Regions from separate parts of the Homo sapiens genome. Here region 2 is linked to region 1. Evidence: read pairs that join two places in POLR2A ChIA-PET (ENCODE). Cell type or tissue: HepG2. All regions are shown on one strand.

What was found. Peaks named below come from ENCODE experiments on the same cell type or tissue, not always from the same donor. Only the 100,000 strongest peaks of a DNase experiment are listed, where the experiment ranks them.
Region 2: POLR2A ChIA-PET joins it to region 1 with 5 read pairs; 1 of 35 experiments calls an interaction of 5 or more read pairs at or near these places.

The regions. Positions count from the first base shown.
Region 1 is chr9:19,112,486-19,116,485 of GRCh38, reverse strand. It overlaps PLIN2 (perilipin 2), which reads left to right. Exons shown (of 8, transcript NM_001122.4): 8 at 1-725. The coding sequence ends at 238. Among named protein-coding and RNA genes, the nearest start is that of HAUS6, 12 kb to the right of the region's middle. In HepG2, no CTCF peak of the experiment used is centred here; a DNase peak (open chromatin) is centred at 2,248.
Region 2 is chr9:20,380,899-20,384,898 of GRCh38, reverse strand. The region is part of intron 5 of MLLT3 (MLLT3 super elongation complex subunit); the gene reads left to right. Among named protein-coding and RNA genes, the nearest start is that of MIR4473, 28 kb to the left of the region's middle. In HepG2, no CTCF peak of the experiment used is centred here; a DNase peak (open chromatin) is centred at 1,918; H3K4me3 peaks cover 221 bases.

The DNA.
Region 1 (4,000 bases):
TGCTGCCTCCTTTAAAGAAGTGTCTGACAGCCTCCTCACTTCTAGCAAGGGGCAGCTGCAGAAAATGAAGGAATCTTTAGATGACGTGATGGATTATCTTGTTAACAACACGCCCCTCAACTGGCTGGTAGGTCCCTTTTATCCTCAGCTGACTGAGTCTCAGAATGCTCAGGACCAAGGTGCAGAGATGGACAAGAGCAGCCAGGAGACCCAGCGATCTGAGCATAAAACTCATTAAACCTGCCCCTATCACTAGTGCATGCTGTGGCCAGACAGATGACACCTTTTGTTATGTTGAAATTAACTTGCTAGGCAACCCTAAATTGGGAAGCAAGTAGCTAGTATAAAGGCCCTCAATTGTAGTTGTTTCCAGCTGAATTAAGAGCTTTAAAGTTTCTGGCATTAGCAGATGATTTCTGTTCACCTGGTAAGAAAAGAATGATAGGCTTGTCAGAGCCTATAGCCAGAACTCAGAAAAAATTCAAATGCACTTATGTTCTCATTCTATGGCCATTGTGTTGCCTCTGTTACTGTTTGTATTGAATAAAAACATCTTCATGTGGGCTGGGGTAGAAACTGGTGTCTGCTCTGGTGTGATCTGAAAAGGCGTCTTCACTGCTTTATCTCATGATGCTTGCTTGTAAAACTTGATTTTAGTTTTTCATTTCTCAAATAGGAATACTACCTTTGAATTCAATAAAATTCACTGCAGGATAGACCAGTTACATGCTGTTTGTTCCATATGCTTTGTGTGTTGCTTTCGTAGAGCTGCTTAACCTGCATGACAGAGTTATTATACATACATGAATTTCAATTGGCCTGTTGGGGAGTTTGGCAGAGTGAGAACATTAGAAGGCTAATGTTAAAAATGGGATGCTTGGCCGGGTGCTGTGGCTCATGCCTGTAACCCCAGCACTTTGGGAGGCTGAGGTGGGCGGATCACGAGGTCAGGAGATCGAGACCATCCTGGCGAACACGGTGAAACCCCATCTCTACTAAAAATACAAAAAATTAGCCGGGCACGGTGGCGGGTGCCTGTAGTCCCAGCTACTCGGGAGGCTGAGGCAGGAGAATGGCGTGAACCCGGGAGGCAGAGCTTGCAGTGAGCCGAGATAGCGCCACTGCGCTCTGGCCTGGGCGAAAGAGCAAGACTCCATCTCAAAAAAAAAAAAAAAGAAAAGAAAATAGGATGCTTGATAACAAATTAAAAAAAAATAGGATGCTTGATAACAGATTTAAAACAAATTAAAAGCTAATGTGCATATTCAAATTTTACTAGGTGACAGTTGGCCCTCTTTGTTTGCCAACTTACTGGACCCCTGTGAGTGGGTTTTTAAACCAGTAAAAGGGCCTAGTCATGTCTGACTACCTCACTGAAAAGGAATCAGAGCTGAAAGGAAGTGAGTGATTGTTTAAATCAGCATCATGTAAAGGCATTGGGCATTTCTTGCCAGGGAACCAGTTAAAGCGTGAGTCCTAAAGGGAGATTCTTCACTGTCCAGCCTTAGCTGGACTTAACTTACTGTGTTGTCATTTTGGGAAAAAGTCACTAACCTCAGTTGTTGTTGGGGACATACGTATAGAAGACCATGTGAGACTAATTAGAAGTAAAAAGACTTTAAGCCCCCTGTAGAAAAAGGTTCTTCTTACCTCCTGCCTATGGTATCCAGACTTCTAGTCCATTCAACATTGGTTATTTAGGAACCATCCTGAATCTCCTTGTCACACAGATGAAATATGTCAAACTAGTTTTTAAAAGTGAGTCTCAGAACTTGTGAAATAGGCCAGGCGCTGTGGCTCATACCTGTAATCCCAGCACTTTGGGAGGCCGAGGCAGGCAGATCACCTGAGGTCAGGGATTCGACACCACCCTGACCAACAACGTGAAACCCTTTCTCTACAAAAAATACAAAAATTAGCCTGGCCTGGTGGTGCACGCCTATAATCCCAGCTACTTGGAGGCTGGGCAAGGAGAATCCCCTGCGTCTGGGAGGTGGAGGCTGCAGTGAGCCAAGATTGCGCCACTGCACTCCAACCTGAGCAACAGAGTGAGACTCTGTCTTAAAAAAAAAAAAATGTGAAATAGAGCTACATGCTTCTGGCTGTCCCTGCTAAAAGGTAAGCAGGGCTGCCCTCAGCAGAACTGGGAAGTCTAACTCAAATTAGTCTCTTTCTATCCTGGTTCACCCCTTTCTCTCCATGAAAACAAGGAAGCGGCACATAACTTTACATGTTCCTTTGGTGTGAGTGAGTTTATTAAAGTTTTTTATCGACCAGGCACGGTGACTCATGCTGGTAATCCCAGCACTTTGGGAGGCCGAGGTGGAGAGATCACTTGAGGTCAGGAGTTTGAGACCAGCCTGGCCAACAGGGCAAAACCCAGTCTCTACTAAAAACATAAAAATTAGGCCGGGCTTGGTAGCTCACGGCCTGTAATCCCAGCACATTGGGAGGCTGAGGCTGGCAGATCAAGAGGTCAGGAGAGGCCAACAGTGGCCAGCCTGGCCAACATGGTAAACCTTGTCTCTACTAAAAATACAAAAATTAGCTGGGCATGGGGGCGTGCACCTGTAATCCCAGCTCCTCGGGAGGCTGAGGCAGGAGAATCGTTTGAACCCGGGAGGTGGAGGTTGCAGTGAGCTGAGATTGCGCCATTGCACTCCAGCCTGTCCAGCGACAGGGCGAGACTCCATCTCAAAAAAAAAAAAAAACCAAAAATAACAACAACAAAAAACCCCACAAAAATTAGCTGGGCATGGCTGTATGCACCTGTAACCCCAGCTACTTGGGGGCTGAGGCACAAGAATCCCCTGAACCAAGGCAGGTGAAGGTTGCAGTGAGCCGAGATTGTGACACTGCACTCCTGCCTGGGTGACAGACCCTGTCTCAAAAAAAAAAAAAAAAAAGTTTTTATCAAGTTACAAATTTTTTCTTCTCATTGTAACTCCAGAAATCAGTAAACAGGTGAGTTGAGTTGGAGAGTAGGTGGGAAATCCCTAGGATTTGTTTTGCAGATAAGGAGCTTCTGGTTTCTGGGAAGGATGGACTTTTGTGATTTATGGGTTTCCAGGACAGAGCCTAGTCACTCACTTGCCTTCCTGTTCCCAGTGACTGGCATTTTCTAGGCCTCTGCCTCTTAATTTTTTTTTTTTGAGGCAGAGTCTTGCTCTGTTGTCCAGGCTGGAGTGTGATGGTGTGGTCTCAGCTCACTGCAACCTCCGCCTCCCAGGTTCAAGCTATTCTCCTGCCCTCAGCCTCCCAAGTATAGGCGTGCACCACCATGCCTGGCTAGTTTTTGTCTTTTTAGTAGAGATGGGGTTTCACCACATTGGCCAGGCTGGTCTCGAACTCCTGACCTCAAGTGATCTGCCCGCTTCGGCCTCCCAAAATGCTGGGATTACAGGCGTGAGCCACCACGCCTGGCCACACATGCTTTCTTATCCTGAACATACACCTTTGTGTTTCCCTATTATAAGAGTTATAGTGTGTTACTTTAGTACAAATTAAAAAAAAAAAAAGAATTGTAGTCCTTACTGAATAGCTTATGAAAAGGAGAGAGGTCTCAAAGCTCTTCTTCCTGAGCAGGGGCAGAATAAAATGTAGAACATCCTTAGCTTCTAGAAGAGCACCAGCAGCCCTTGCTTTTTGCTGTGAGCTGTGCACATTGGTCATGGTTTTGCTGTCTTTGTGTTTCAAGTTTGTGTCTACATGCATTTCATTCATTTGTCAACATGTCTCAGGATTTGTGGTGTTCTGGCATTTTTTTTTTTTTTTTTTTTTGAGATGGGCTCTTGCTCTGTTGCTCAGGCAATAGTGCAGTGGTGTGATTGGCTCACTGCAAGCTTCGCCTCCCAGGCTCAATCGATTCTCCCTCCTCAGTGTCCTGAGTATCTGGGACCATAGGCATGCACAATCACACCTGGCTAATTTTTGTATTTTTGTAAAGATGGGGTTTCACCATGTTGCCCAGGCTGGTCTCAAACTCCTGAGCTCAAGTGAT
Region 2 (4,000 bases), 1.3 Mb before region 1:
GCGGCTGGGGAGTGCTATATTTTCTGTACACTTAGTGAGTCAAATTTGGTTTGGCAGAGAATTTTTAGAAGTAGATCAGTCTCTGTAAGTAAAACTTTGCAGTTTTAGCCAAAGAAAACAGACTGTAGATTTGATGACTCTATTTGATTTATTAGTGCCATATGCAGGGCCTTTTGATCTTCAGGATTCAGTAAACCAATGAATTGATATTTATCAGAACTCCATCACATGGGAAGAAATCTTAATTTGACTGTCGTGTTGATACTAATATAATTATCCAACACCTGCATCCCATTGATGATAATTGTGTTAGATTATATTAAATTTTAATGATAGGTACAAACTGAGCATTAAGAACACGTTTTTGGATAACATTAACATTGACAATTCTCTTATTTCTTAGGAAATGAGTACATTAAACTTGCTTACTTCTATGTATAACAAAACCTCTTACTTAGGAGTGCAGGAACTGTGTATATGTAGTGATTGTAGTTTTTAAAGAAAAAAGAAATAATTGGCATTGATGATATACCACATGACCAGACGCTATATAATAAAGTGACTTACAATCTTAATTTGTCAGACAACACTAGAGAGTTTCAATTAAGTTTGAGGTTTTGGCCCACCTCTGTATTCCTTTGTAATATTTTATAAAGTAGCAAAAACTACAGACAAATATTTCTGCCATTAAGCAATCAGCATCCATCTGTTTTTGTCTTTTTACTACCAAGACAAGTTAACATGTGGCAGAAGCATATAAGTCTACAAAATTGAGATGAACTGTTAAGAACAGTATCATGATATTATTATTTTCTTTAAGTGGATCATTTTCTTGAGAGTCTTAGGGCCCACTTTTTCTGCAAAAGGAAAAACTTCTCAAACAATGTGATGCCCTAAATAAGTTTCACTTTCTTTTTTCTATGAATTCTCAAATATTACTTGACCAGGCAGTTCTTACCTATAGATCATTTGTGCTTAGATTAACAATCACTTTTTAATTCTCATCTTTGTTTATTCTGTTTGTATAGAAGTCCTTGCTAGAATGTCTTATATATTGGGCATTGAACTAGGTACTTTATCAGCTGCCTTCTCCAGGAGAAGTTTCAGAGAAAATAAATTTTGGATTAGTCTAAAGGAAGTTACCTTATTTCTTGAAGTGTCAAGTGTTTTTCAGGGAAGACTATCATGGGGGAGAGGGTGGACAAGCCAAATGGACTCAGACATAACTTTTTAATATCATAATTTTATATTTATTCCTATTGATGATAATAGTAACTAATATTTAGTCATCATTTATTCAGTGTTCTGTCCTAACTGCTTTGCGTTGTCAACATTCTAACATTAGCGATATGAATTGGTACCACTATTACTTATGTTTCCCCATTAGAAATGAAGGAACTGAGGCCTGGAGAGATGATGTTATGTGCTAAGGTCACATAGCTAGAAAGTGGTGGAACTGAGATTCAAACCAGGTTTGATGTTTTCAGAACCTGAGCACCAAATTATTATAGTGTTTCATTCTTTTCACCCTCATACTAATCTAGATTTTTCAAAATATTTGACATTAAGATTAAAATGCAAAGTTCATGTCAAAAGTAAAATATAATTATGTTAAAATTGTTTGACATTTTAAAATAACGTACCCCCCATCATAGAGCTGATAGCTGCATTTGTTTTCTGCTCCTCACCAACACATCTTAATATATATAAATCTCAATGTGTATGCATATATACAACACAATAGTGTTGTAGGTGTAGTTAATAGCTGCCAGCAAACAGTGCCATCTGTGTTTTCTCTTGTTTCTCACTTACTGGAAAATGTTACTGAAGCTCAAATTATGAGTAGGGGCTTAAAGTTCATGTTCAGTATCTCCACCTTTTAACTCTACCACCTTTTATTTGCACAAGAAAATGTGATCCTCTATAGTGACTTTACCCTGTTTACAGAATAGGAGTGTGTGCTATTACTGATAGGATGGGCAGGTCTTACAGTTTAAAAATACCCATAAGACAAATAGATCCTGCAATCTTTACATAGTCATTTCTTTACTTTGTACTTCATAAAACCCTGCAGGCTAGAGCAAGGAATTGATGTAAGTTGATGTCAAACTGACTTTACAAAAACATTCTGGAATTCTAAATCAGTGTGATTTAAGATCCTGTTATACTAAGAGAGGTAGTTAAGCATTTGACATCCGATCTCTCTAGAAGAATGTCTGCTTACCACACATACAGTAGTATCAGATGGGAGAAGCTAGTTTCTAAAACAGTTCGGGGTGGATGTTTGCCTCTGATTAGCCTGTGTATGTGTTAGATGAATGAGCAATTGGGAAGTCATGACCATGTGTTTGCTGTCATTTAAACTGCCAGTCTAATCTAAATATACATGTGGGTGCCTAAGGAGACTTCTTTCTTTTCAAGAAGATCATTCTTAACAGCTCTCCATTCCTTGCTGACACACATGAACTTAGGGGCACTTCTGTTTTCCTGAGGGCTACACCGTTTTCTTTTGAAAGAGGTGAGAACAATTTCTTTGCTTGCTGTGTTTCTAATTTTTAAAGATAAACTATATGTAAAGTTTATTTACTATGAGTAGTAATTTCATAGGCAAGATAGCTTCTGGGATATTATGTAAGGTAATGAAAAATGGGGTGAGAGGGATGGAACAAGGAAAAGCCACAGGAGGTTTTGATGTATAGAAAAATTCAGGAAAATCTTACAATTTTAGATGATTAATGTGCATATAACATGCATTCATCTAATTAAGAAAAAAATAGAGAAAAAGTTTTAAAATAGGAGCCCCAGTGTGCATTTGTTCTCCAGAGTGATTTAAAGTAGGAAAAAAGATACCCTTCTCCTCTGACTTCAGCACATTTACAAGTATTTTATCTACCAGTGAATTTTTAAGTGCATGTTAAAGAAATAGAAGCATTTTTTAACTCATGATTATCGTATTAAATAATTTCTCTTATTTTCTGAGAGAAGCTAAGGATTAGACCTCTAATTATTTTACTAATCTGAAATGAATCTTCTTTCAGAATAATATTGTTCTTACATTTTTCTTAATTATATAGCTTATCATACATTGAAAGTCGTTCATCCAAAATGATTTTCTCCATTCACATATTTTTAAATATAAAAGTAAACACTGCAAGATTTAACTTACCAGAAAAATAACAGAGTATCCCTTGTTATCTAACCACTAGGGTATTTGGTAAAAATTAGCCCTTAATTATACATTAAAATGTTGTTTTATTAAATTAAAAATATAACTATGTAAATTCTCATGCAAGTACATGTATTTCATTTTTAACTTGTTTAATAGTTATATGACTGAATGGCATTTAGATTGGTTTACAGGTTAATATACATGGCAAATATAATCTAATATAAGTAGTTACAAAATTTAAAGAACACAGCATTTGTTCAGAGTTAGGTGCTTTTTTACACATAGGCAATAAGTTCTGCCATTTTCTTCCTAGAGAAATATAACAGTTATGGAGTTTTATATTTGGAATATCGGAAAGCGTGCACATTCTTCAGCAGAAATAAATTTTCCTGGAACTACATTCAAGGAGAATTTGTCATGTGGATGTCTATAAATTAAATGCAATCACATGATGTCCAAATAGTTAATATTATATGTAAATGTTGTATATGAATGCTAATCCCGATAAAATTGTTTTTCTGATGCACTAAAACATGTTGCTTCTACCCAAATGTGGAAATATCTAAAGGTTTAAAATACTTTGTTGGAGCATTTTCTTTTGAGATTTCATTTCAGCACAATTTCAGAGAAAACAGAAGCTGATCATAATAAGTTCCTTTTATTCTAGGAAGAGTCATATTTAGTATATTATATTTTAGAGCAATAAGTGGAGCCTTAGTGTTTCTTTAAAGCTAGTCTCTCCCCTTCCTCCTGCCATTGCTCAGCCCATTCTCAGAGAATTCTGCAGTTTGCTCAGTTCATCAGGAAGATCATGAGACTAATAACATCAGT